3 separate regions of the Homo sapiens genome follow, and all the other regions are linked to region 3. The links are chromatin loops, found by intact Hi-C in ENCODE. Cell type or tissue: A673. All regions are shown on one strand. Links, peaks and the distances in the headings refer to the core of each region. The heading gives the core; the rest is flanking DNA.

Region 1 (3,660 bases), core at 1-2,500, 930 kb after region 3:
TGAGGCAGGAGAATGACTTGAATCCGGGAGGCAGAAATTGTGGAGAGCCAAGATCGCGCCATTGCACTCCAACATGGGCAGCAGGAGCAAAACTCCATCTCAAAAAAAAAAAAAAAAAAAAAAAAACACACACACAAACCTAAAAACTGATTCATAAATGTGACAGAAGTGAGAATGAAATTACTTTGTAATTCTTAATTCCTATGCTTTTCCCCAAGGATGGGTTAACACTGACTGAGCTTTGTAAGAAAGCAATTTCAACCATAATGAATCTCCACAGCATCGGCGGAAAGATATAGTTAACATAATGCTACCAAAAAAATAACTAAAGTAAAAGGACAAATGCAAATCCTTTATGGCTTTCTTCTCCTAAACCAGAAGAAATCCAGTGCAGCTTCAGTTCACTGTGACTCTAATCTCTCTCTCTCTTTTTTTCTTTTTATTTTTCTTTTCTGTTTTTGTTTTTTTGTTTTGAGATGGAGTTTCACTCTTGCTGCCCAGGCTGGAGTGCAGTGGCATGGTTTTGGCTCACCGCAACCTCTGCCTCCTGGGTTCAAGCGATTATCCTGCCTCTGCCTCCTGAGTAGCTGGGATTACAGGGATGTGCCACCATGCCTCGCTAATTTTTTGTGTTTTTAGTAGAGGATGGAGTTTCACCATGTTGACCAGGCTGGTCTCAAAATCCTGATCTCAGGTGATCCACCTGCCTCAGCCTCCCAAAGTGCTGGGATTACAGGCATGAGCCACCACGCCCGGCTCTAGCCTCATTGGATATTGAGTTCCCCTATTTATTTGAGAAAAGCATCCTAATTATTAATCTACAATTGCCTTATACTAAAGGCACAATATCAATCCCACCATAGCAGTGTTCCTAAAAGGTCAGCTCTAGCTAAGGAAGTCTGAGCCCTACAAGAGTTTTCAATGTTTGTCTTTTCCTTAGCAGTCAGACACTGGTTGTTTACATTTTAAATAGTTTTCACTAATTGTTTTTCATATTTTTAATGTAAATGGACACGTTTTGAAAATTAGTGAATACAGAAGGGATGCAGAATTAATAAATGCTTGCCTTTTTTCAGTTAACAGAGCAGAAGAGACCACTGCTGTGCTGAAAAGTATTATCCCAGAGCACCCCCTTATGGTAAAATGCACTAAGGAAGTAAATCCATGGGAAAAAAAAAATCACAAAGTGTTTCGATCTCAGGAGACAGATGCTGCTTTCCTACTCTTAAGAACGTTTCACCTTTTTTTTTTTTTTTAAAGAAACAGGGTCTCACTGTGTCACTCAGGCTGGAGTGCAGTGGTGTGATCATAACTCACTGCAGCCTCGAATTCCTGGACTCAAGGGATCCTCCTGCCTCAGCCTCCTAAGTAGCTGGAACTATAGGTGCATGCTACCGTACCTGGCTAACTTTTCTGGGGGGACGGGGGTAGAGATGGGGTGTTGTTGTCCAGGCTAGTCTTGAACTCCTGGTCTCAAGCAATCCTCCCACTTAGGCCTCCCAAATCACTGAGATTATAGGCATCAGCCACTGTACTTGGGCTGAACCCTATACTCTAGATCCATTCAGTCATGGCAAACCTAAACTAGCATAGTTGTTAAACTCCTGATGAGCTTAATTCCCAGATGGATTTCTTCTACCACCAGCTGGACTTGAAGTATTTTGTAAAGTGTAATTTTTCATTAAGCCATTCATACCCACTTAACTCCTCTTGGATGCCACTTCATAGCCAGCTCATGTTATGAACACTGTATGAACTGTTATTCACTAGTAACAGTAAGCTGTTATTCACTAAACAGGATCACTGATTTCTATTGTTAAGATCATCAGTGGCCATAGCTGTAAACATGGTTCTCTGGAGGATTTTTGCTGCAGCTGGAAAGACAAGAAATGAGATAATAATTCTGACCCAAGCAGGCAAACATCTATAATAATTTAGCACATCAGGAAATTCACACATAGCTTCTTTTTTCCTGTTACATTTTAACACATTGTTTAGACTTTTCAAGTGTTCTGTATGTCTTGAGAATAAATCTCCATGTTCTTGTCTTATTCAAAAAAGGCATCAAATTTAAGCATGCTTGGACAGTAACTAGTATGATAGAACTTGGTTTACTAGCATATTTAAATGCTAATAAAGATAATAATATTAGATATTGAGTTCCCCTATTTCTTTGAGAAAAGCATCCTAATTATTAATCTACAATCGCCTTATAGTGAAGGCACAGTATCAATCCCACCATAGCAGGGTTCCTAAAAGGTCGCCCTAGCTAAGGAAGTCTGAGCCTTACAGAGTTAAATGTGGTCTACATGTTAAATATGGGATCAACACCAGCAGTGGTGACTTGAAAAACTGTCTCACAGGTACAAGACTAAATATCAGGATACAGGGGGCCAGGGGAGGAGGGACTGCTATTAGACAAAAGACGCAAACCAAATATCCAAACCAGGCCAGGCGCAGTGGCTCATGTCTGTAATCCCAGCACTCTGGGAGGCCAAGGTGGGTGCACTCAAGGTCAGGAGTTCGATACCAGCCTGGCCAACGTGGCAAAAACCCCATCTCTACTAAAAATACAAAAATTAGCCGGGCATGGTGGCGCATGCCTGTAATCCCAGCTACTTGGGAGGCTGCGGTGGGAGAATTGTTTGAACCTGGGAGGCAGAGGTTGCAGTGCACCAAGATCATAACACTGCACTGCAGCCTGGGAAACAGAATGAGACTCCTTTCAAAAAAAAAAAAAAAAAAAGAGTTCCCCACTGTAAGAGTGAGCCAGTTGCTGCCAGGGTTTGGGTCCTCATGACCAGAGCTGGAGCACGGTATCTACCTCAAAGCATCTAGGAGTAAGAACATTCTGAAAGGTAAGTCCAAGTTCTTAAAGAGTTCTAAGAATTCATTTGGGGTAATCAAGATCAATGCAAGTCCAAATGGCAGGAAACATTATCTAGAGCAAGAAAAGGAACCAGGGTGGACACACCCTGGGCAATACATGTGAATGGATCTTGTCTTTTTTTCCTGGTTGTTGAGTTGGGTTGCATAAAAGGTACAGAGTTAGGGTGAGAGAGAAAAACAGAGACTAAAAGATTGAGAAACTTTCATTTCCTTATAATCTCCTTTCCCCACCTACATATACATAGACACAACTACTAAGCACAGTGCCTTGCACATAGAAGATACTCAATAAAGAGTTGTTAAATTTTATTTTATTTGTTTGAGACAGGGTCTCCCTCTGTCACCCAGGCTGGAGTGCAGTGGCGCCATCTTGGCTCACTGCAGCCTCTGCTCCTCAGGCTTAAGCCATCCTCCTAACTCAGCCTGCTGAGTAACTGGGGCCACAGGCAGGGGCCACCACACCCAGCTATTTTTTTGTATTTTTCGCAGAAGCAGGGTTTCGCCATGTTGCCCAGGCTGGTCTCCAGCTCCTGAGTTCAAGCAATCAGCCCACCTCGGCCTCCCAAAGTGCTAGGATTACAGGAGTGAGCCACTGTGTCCAGCCACATTTTTAAAAATAACTTAAAACAAAAATCAATGTCACTGGCCAGATGTGGTGGCTCACACCTATAATCCCAGCACTTTGTGGGGCCAAGGCAGGTGGATCACTTGAGCTCAGAAGTTCGAGACCAGCCTGGCCAACATGGTGAAACCGTGTCTCTATTAAAAATA
Region 2 (3,660 bases), core at 1-2,500, 500 kb after region 3:
GGTTAAATTAAAGATTTTGCTGAACTGAGTAACTCCCTGAATATCTCAGCTAATATTTTTTAAAAATTGAATAACATGGAGTGTTTACAGTAGAATGGGTTATTTTAGGTTAAGATAATCAGTCTTACTATTAATCACACTGTTTTCTTTAGGTCATTGCACATGAAATATCTCATAGCTGGACAGGGAATCTAGTGACCAACAAAACTTGGGATCACTTTTGGTAAGATTTTTGTTATTATTTCTTTATTGGTTCATGTTGCTGATTTTTTTTTCCCTGCCTCCTACCACTCTGAATTGTTTTGTGTGTATCTCTTGTTTTTCTTTGTTATCATCTCTTAGGTAGGCAAGGATTTTTTTTTTTTTTGACATGGAGTCTCACTCTGTCACTCAGGCTAGAGTGCAGTGGTGCGATCTAGCTCACTGCAAGCTCTGCCTCCCAGGTTCAAGTGATTCTTCTGTCTCAGCCTCCCGAGTAGCTGGGATTACAGGCATGCGCCACCACGCCCAGCTAATTTTTTGTATTTTAGTAGAGATGGGGTTTCACCGTGTTGCCCAGGCTGGTCTCGAACTCCTGAGCTCAGGCAATCCACCCACCTTGGCCTCCCAAAGTGCTAGGATTACAGGTGTGAGCCACCATGCCCAGCTATTTTTTTTTTTTAATTGGAGACAAGGTCTCACTCTGTGGCCCAGGCTGTAGTGCAGTGGTGCAATCTCTGCTAACTGCAACTCCAGGGTTGCAATCCTCCCTCCTCAGCCTCCAAAGTGGCTGAGACTAAAGGCGCATGCCACTATGCCTGGCTAATTTTTGTATTTTTTATAGAGATGGGATTTCACCATGTCGCCCAGACTGGTCTCAAACTCCTGAGCTCAAGTGATCCGCCCACCTCGGCCTCCCAAAGTGCTGAGATTATAGGCATAAGCCGCCACGCCCAGCCAACAAGGATTTTTTTTTTTTTTTTTTTTTTGAGATGGAGTCTCACTCTGTCGCCCAGGCTGGTGTGCAGTAGTGTGATCTCTCTGCCTCTCAGTTCAAGCAATTCTTGTGCCTTAGCCTCCCGAGTATCTGGGACTACAGGTGCACGCCACCATGCTCAGCTCATTTTTGTATTTTTAGTAGAGACGGGGTTTCACCATGTTGGCCAGGCTGGTCTTGAACTCCTGACCTCAGATAATTCTCCCGCCTCGGCCTCCCAAAGTGCTAGGATTACAGGCGTGGGCCACCATGCCCGGCCAACAAGGATAGTTCTTAAAAATTCTGTAACACTTATTACAGCGTTAGGAGTGTTAGGTTCAGTCTAGGTGTTAAGTTTAATTCCTGATATACTCCCACTTTTAACATAGGGACATGCAAGAGCAGAAGCAGGGCTTAACTTTCCCTGCTGCCATCTGCTGGGCTGGGCTTCCCATTGCTCTGGATTGACTGCCTGGGAGCCAGAGTCGGCTTAGACTGTAGTGGTCATGCCTTACAACTGCTTTCCTCTGTAGAAAAGCCAAAAAGAAAATATCTTGATTGAAATGTCTTTTCTTCTCAGCTGTGTCCGTGTTTTTATTAAAATATTTTTTTTTCAGGTTAAATGAGGGACATACTGTGTACTTGGAACGCCACATTTGCGGACGATTGTTTGGTGAAAAGTTCAGACATTTTAATGCTCTGGGAGGATGGGGAGAACTACAGAATTCGGTAAAGGAGTCAAAGTTTTAAAAACCTTCATCCAAAGTTGTATAGGTGTTAAAAACTGAGTTTTTATAAAAGCGTCTTTACTGTGTAGCAACCAAAAAGTCATTTTTACAAGTGTGGAAAGTGAAGTCAATGCTGGTATAACACTGTGTTGATCCACACTGTTCACTGTTCTATGTAAGGTAGTTTTGATGACCTGGTCTAAATAGGGAGCTGTGGGACCTCACTGGGTCTTTGCTATTAATATAGCTGTTTACTATGTTTGCATCTTATTTGGTATGTCATTTTTAAGTGTTGTCTCCTGAAAGCCAAATTTGCTGACCAGGCATTAAATCATTTTTCTAGTCTTTTTATAAGAATAAAGCCTGTATTATTGAGCAAGAAACAACAGAGAATATTACTTAAGTAAGCATTCTATTAATAGACTTCCAGAAGTTTATGCCAACATATCCTAGTGTTCCAGTCTCCAAGTTTTAGATTCCCCTAAAGTTACACCACTGAGTGAAGTAATACCTCCTTATTAGCTTATTTGCGTGGTGATAGCAGTCTTTCTATATGTTTCTCCATGTTATTTCATGTCTTGCAGGTAAAGACATTTGGGGAGACACATCCTTTCACCAAACTTGTGGTTGATCTGACAGATATAGACCCTGATGTAGCTTATTCTTCAGTTCCCTATGAGAAGGGCTTTGCTTTACTTTTTTACCTTGAACAACTGCTTGGAGGACCAGGTAAGTAGTTGGTATTTTATGATTTTTTTTTTCTTTTTGAGGGTAATGTGAGAATTAGGAAGAATTGTAAACTATTGTTTTGTTCCATTTAATACTTCCAATTCATTCTGGATGTAGCTGCTGAAGAAATCTGTATTGTTTTCTGAGTTACCTCTCAACTTAAAACCATTAATAACCCCTAAGGTTTAAATTATGCTGCTTCATTTTTTAAAAAATCTCATCAGTTTTTGAAATTAGGATAATAGTGTGTATTCCCTGAAAACATTTCTATGGTACAGAAGTTTATAAGAGTAACAAGTGAGAGTCCATCAACCCCTTTCCACTCCCCAGGGGTAACCACTGTTAGCAGTTTGGTGTAAATGGCTCCAGATCATTTTCTAGGTGTAAATTAACAAGCAGACAAATAAATACATGTAATTATTTTAATTACAAAAAATGGGTCATGCTATATATTGGCTCTGCATTTGTGTTTTGTTTTGCTCGATATTTCACATACACCCTTCTGTGTCAGTACATATAAATCTGTTTCATACTTTTTAATGCCATCATACTAGTTCATGATAAAGCTATGCTGAGTTATGTACCCATCCCCCACTGATGGACATTGAGGTGTTCTCCTTGGTTGATTGACTTGGAAGGCTGTCTGTCACCTGGATCCATTCTGCCTGTCCAGTCTTATTTTTCTCCTTTCTAGTCATGTGAAGGTTATTGCTTTTAGAACTTGGGTTATGCATTCCTTTTCTGTGTCTTCATGTGTTATCCCCTTACCTATAATTAGAATTTCTCTTCTCCCTTCCACTGAATTACATATATTCTTCAAGGCCCAACTTAAGTCCCACCTCCTTTTTTGAACATTCTTTCACTCTGAAAGTCCTCGTAGATTTCCCTATTCTCTGAATGTTCTCTGTTCTCTGTGGTTAATAGTACAATGCCAAACACGCACACAAAATGTCAAATAATTACCTTTCTATGAATTGATTTCTTTTCTTTTTTACTCTTAGAGATTTTCCTAGGATTCTTAAAAGCTTATGTTGAGAAGTTTTCCTATAAGAGCATAACTACTGATGACTGGAAGGATTTCCTGTATTCCTATTTTAAAGATAAGGTTGGATTTAAAAACCTTTTCTATTTTTCATGCTCGATATATCTCTATTTATTGACTGATTAGGTTAACTTGTATTATCTAATAGTAGTATTGGTTCAGAACTTTAGGACTCAACCTCTCATTGCATATTTTTTCTATTTTAA
Region 3 (4,516 bases), core at 645-3,144:
TCAATTGATTCTCATGCCTCAGCCTCCTAAGTAACTGGAACTACAGGTGTGCACCACCACACCTGGCTAATTTTTCTATTTTAGTAGAGAGGGGGTTTTACCACGTTGACCAAGCTGGTCTTGAACTCCTGACCTCAAGTGATCCACCCGCCTCGGCCTCCCAAACTGCTGGAATTACAGGCATGAGCCACTGCACCCGGCCTGTCTTGTCTTATTATAAGCCTCTCTGCTCATTTTTATTAACATTTACCATGTCAACAGTAGTCTAGGAATTAACTCCAATGATACAATTGTTATTTGTTGGCCTGGAACCAGTATATGATTCTGAAGATTAGCTGGTATAGGAGGTAAGGAAAATGAAAAAGGCTTACAGCCTGGGGCCTGTGATGCTTAGTAGAAATGGTCCAAGATTAGAATCAAATAAACCTGGATTTTGGTCCCAATTTTACCACCTAGTGGCTGGATCATTTTACCTCTTTACGCCTCAATTTTCTCATCTGTAAAATGGGTATTTTTTCACATTACAATAGTGCTGTTATGGAGAAAGTGACAACGTACATGACATGCTAGGAAAATACTTCCATAATCTAAAATAAAATCCACCTTAATATACCTCCAGTGCATTGGTCCTCATGTCTTCCAGAACAGCACAAAGCAATCCAGAACTCACTTCTAAATTACAGCCATCCAGAAATCTAAAAACATTTATGTAGCCTGCCCTCTCCCTCAGCTCTCTCGTCCAGGGTAAATATCCCCAAGCACTTCCATCCCTCACGGAACTGCACTGCCCTTCTCCACCATGATTGGCCTTCTGTGGCTTTACCCCAGGTTGCCAGCATCCTTTCAGGGTGTATGGCTAGACCACAGTACAGTGAATGCTTTCAGTCCCTGGTTGTGGACACTGTACCTCTTCTAAATTAGACTAAGGTTGATTCCTTGCTGTTTTTGTTGTTGCTGTCATTGCTATTGTTGTGAACTTTGTGAACTGATATGAAATTAATCATATCACCAAAAACCCTCGAATTTTTCTCACATTTGCTGCTCCCTAACAATCTCTATTTCAGATTTTTGCATTTAGATTGTTGTGGTTTGGGTTGGGTGGTATATGATTAAGCCATGCCTAAATTTCCCCTTTAAATTCACATCTTTCTAAAATCCTTCAGGACTCCTGGTATTAGAAATTTCACATTTCAAAATGAAAATAGCTTCAGTTAACAATTGTTCACATTGTATTTGATTTGCTATGGAAAATCAAAGTTTTTTGTGCCAGAAGAGATCTTAAAAGTAACCTAGCTTGACTCCATGAGGCTAAACTCACTCTAATCAAAAGAGCTGGGGCTGAAACTCAGGTCTTTGAACTCCCAAATGCAGTGTTCTTTCCACTACACAGAGGAGCCCTGACAAAGGGGAGAAGCTCACCATAAACCACTTAGGGTTATGAAAAACCATCTTTCAAGTTTAAACAGGAAAAGCCATTTTCAAAATATGACTCAATTTGTAGCATTTTTTTCTTACCCTTAAAAGCTACAAATAATTGTTTCTATTAATTAAAAAATTTAATAGGATACATCAGGACTATTCTCTTCATGGAAAAAAAAAAAAAAACTTTAAAAAGTCAAATGATATCCATATCTAAAACATGGCCCCAGTAAGAGCATGTTGCAGGTGTTGAGCAGGAAATATACATACGATTAAATCAGCTCAGCCACAGGATGGCGCTGCAGCCTCATTTATATCAGCTTACACCATTTAAAGAAAATGACAAGCAATTTCAAAGTTAGGACTTAAAGTTTGTGTAATGGTACGTGAAATAATTTGACAGTAACTGTTCAAGCCACATACGTTGTCAAACCATTTCAGTTTCATAGTAAAATGAAACAGAAATCAATCGTTTCTTAGAATGAACAGATTCTAGATGTATTCTTTAATGTTTGCTGAGTACTATACTACAGTTTTAAATGCCACCAAAGAAGCTAAATTATTCCATAAACAAAAGCAAAATGGTCATATGTCTTCAGGGAAAGAGGTTTCAGAAGTCCGACCGCCCTCTATTCCCTAAGCTTATGCTGGTGACCTGCTGCAGCACTAAATTAGGTGTTTCTCACCTACGGAAGAGCCCCTGGTTAGTTTTGGTTTTCAGGATGTCTTTAGGAAGATAGGGTTATATCAGAAAATATCAACCCCTTCCCTGCAGCTTCTCCATTTGAGTATGTAAACCAAAATAGAATGGGTCATGACGGGATTCTATTTAGTCAACAGACATGCATTATTCTAATGGTACAGAGTGACACTGCCCCTGGTCTCAGCACATCTCTGACTAGATGTGTGACCCTAAGCAAAGTAACTTTTCCCAGCCTCAGCTTCCTTATCTATTATATAAGATAGAGGTAATGGCCGGACGCAGTGGCTCACACCTGTAATCCCAGCACTTTGGGAGGCCGAGGCGGGTGGATCACGAGGTCAGGAGATCAAGACCATCCTGGCTAACAAGGTGAAACCCTGTCTCTACTAAAAATACAAAAAATTAGCCAGGCATTGGGGCGGGTGCCTGTAGTCCCAGCTACTCAGGAGGCTGAGGCAGAAGAATGGCGTGAACCCGGGAGGTGGAGCTTGCAGTGAGCCAAGACCGCGCCACTGCACTCCAGCCTGGGCGACAGAGCGAGACTCCATATCAAAAAAAAAAAAAAAAAAAAACATAGAGGTAATGACAGCACCTTTCTCAAAGTGGTGGTGTGAAGATTAAATGAGATGACAAATGAAAGTGCTTACAAGCATACTTGATGACGGTAGGCATTCATTCAATCAATGTTAATGATGATGATGCTAGTGCCCACCTCATAAGCCTTTCACAGGACCTAGCACATGGTATAGATTCAATAATAACAAAAGCTAGCCATCATGCCTAGATCCTATAAAAACGGGAGTTTAGACAGCATGAGGAGCCCAGGTCTATTTCTCCTTCCGTCTTAGGCTATAACATACTTGAACTCTGAAGTCACTACAGTATTCAAAGCCCTCAGACCCAGGACATCTCACACACGGTGGGACCTCCAAAGACTTGTCTCCATTAAATGGACCCATCAAATCCATTTTTAGCCTCAGCTCAGGAATCAATTTACCAACTGGAGGTTTGGGAATTACTGGTGAAAATTATTAATTTCCTTGAAACAGAAAGAATGTCATTCAGATCTTCAGGTGCCAAATGTACAACCACCCACCCCTCCCCCAAAATTATTGCATCCCTCACCTCCCATCCCCATCCCACAAGACTGGCACCACAGAACTATACTCATTTTGGGCCAGGCACCGTGGCTCACGCCTGTAATCCCAGCATTTTGGAAGGCTTGAGGCGGGAAGATCACTGGAGGTCAGGAGTTCGAGACCAGCCTAGCCAATATGATGAAACCCCATCTCTACTAAAAATACAAAAAATTAGCCTGGCATGGTGGTGGGTGCCTGTAATCCCAGCTACTCAGGGGGCTGTGGCAGGAGAATCACTTGAACCCAGGAGGCAGAGCTTGCAGTGAGCTAAGACGGCGCCACTGCACCCAGCCTGGGCAACAGAGCAACACTCAGTCTCAAAAAAAAAAAAAAAAGAACTATACTCATTTTAGTGTCATTTTACAGGCGATTTAAGTTTTGAAATATAATGAACAAAAGAATAATTTTAGTGGCAAAATTTATGTACCCTGTGCTTTTATTAATTCATATAAAATATTATCGGTTCCCATGGTTTCCTTATGGTTGAAAAACTGAAGATTTATCTCCTAATAAGATTAGAATACCTATTTAATCAGCATGGCAAAATACTCAACTATCCTTATTTTATCAGAGACAAACTCAAGGTATATGAGGCAGAGAAGAAATGTCTTACAAAGGTTATGAATAAGAAATTATTTTAAGATGACTGTCACTTTAAAATTCTCTCAGTGTTAACAAGCACAAACACTAACAGTCAAATGTCGGCACAGACATTTCTGCCCTTCAAAGCTTTGGCAGCAAGCACTGCAGCAGACCAAACTATGATGGTCCTGTGAAGCCATGTTTGTTGTTGTTACACCAAGCGCAACCAGAGTATGCAAATTCTCTTTAGGAAATCATCTGGAACTGAATGTAGCATCATTGCAGTAGTCTGCGGGCCAAGTTTACATTAGGCCTGGGAGAGTCCCCCCTCAATTTAATTCACACTCAGAAAGCTGGCACAGAGCTTCTTCAAGTCACTGTCTGTCATAGAGTTTTTTAATTTGAGAAGCAAAACAGAGAGAGAACACATAATTAATGTTATCCATTGAGCATGCAAATTTCTTTACTTCCATTTTTATTTTTCAGATGTTGTCAACTTTTAAGATACTTGGCTATGCTTTGAGGAAATAAGAAAAAACATATCTCTCCTGAGTGTTAGAATATTCAGGGTAAGGTTCTGTATGGAATAAAGAATAAAGTAGTCATGTTTCAGATGCCAGCAACAACTCAAGCAGGGTCTCAACGGGAGTATATTCGCCCTTCTTGGCCTACA

What was found. Hi-C counts contacts between places; a loop is a spot of excess contacts. Peaks named below come from ENCODE experiments on the same cell type or tissue, not always from the same donor. Only the 100,000 strongest peaks of a DNase experiment are listed, where the experiment ranks them.
Region 1: a loop joins it to region 3, with 4 times the contacts of the local background. A loop is called at or near these places in 2 of 110 quality-filtered maps.
Region 2: it touches region 3 in a loop (4-fold over the local background); 6 of 110 quality-filtered maps call a loop at or near these places.

The regions. Positions count from the first base shown.
Region 1 is chr12:95,580,114-95,583,773 of GRCh38, reverse strand. No RefSeq gene overlaps it. Among named protein-coding and RNA genes, the nearest start is that of USP44, 30 kb to the right of the region's middle. In A673, for the core only: a CTCF peak has its summit at 1,130 (motif pointing left); a DNase peak (open chromatin) is centred at 1,133.
Region 2 is chr12:96,013,607-96,017,266 of GRCh38, reverse strand. It overlaps LTA4H (leukotriene A4 hydrolase), which reads left to right. Exons shown (of 19, transcript NM_000895.3): 10 at 153-223; 11 at 1,573-1,684; 12 at 2,268-2,412; 13 at 3,414-3,517. Among named protein-coding and RNA genes, the nearest start is that of HAL, 19 kb to the right of the region's middle. In A673, for the core only: a CTCF peak has its summit at 1,401 (motif pointing left); no DNase peak of the experiment used is centred there.
Region 3 is chr12:96,514,091-96,518,606 of GRCh38, reverse strand. The region is part of intron 5 of CFAP54 (cilia and flagella associated protein 54); the gene reads right to left. Among named protein-coding and RNA genes, the nearest start is that of CFAP54, 27 kb to the right of the region's middle. RefSeq lists a silencer at 1,776-1,885. In A673, for the core only: a CTCF peak has its summit at 1,685 (motif pointing right); a DNase peak (open chromatin) is centred at 1,746.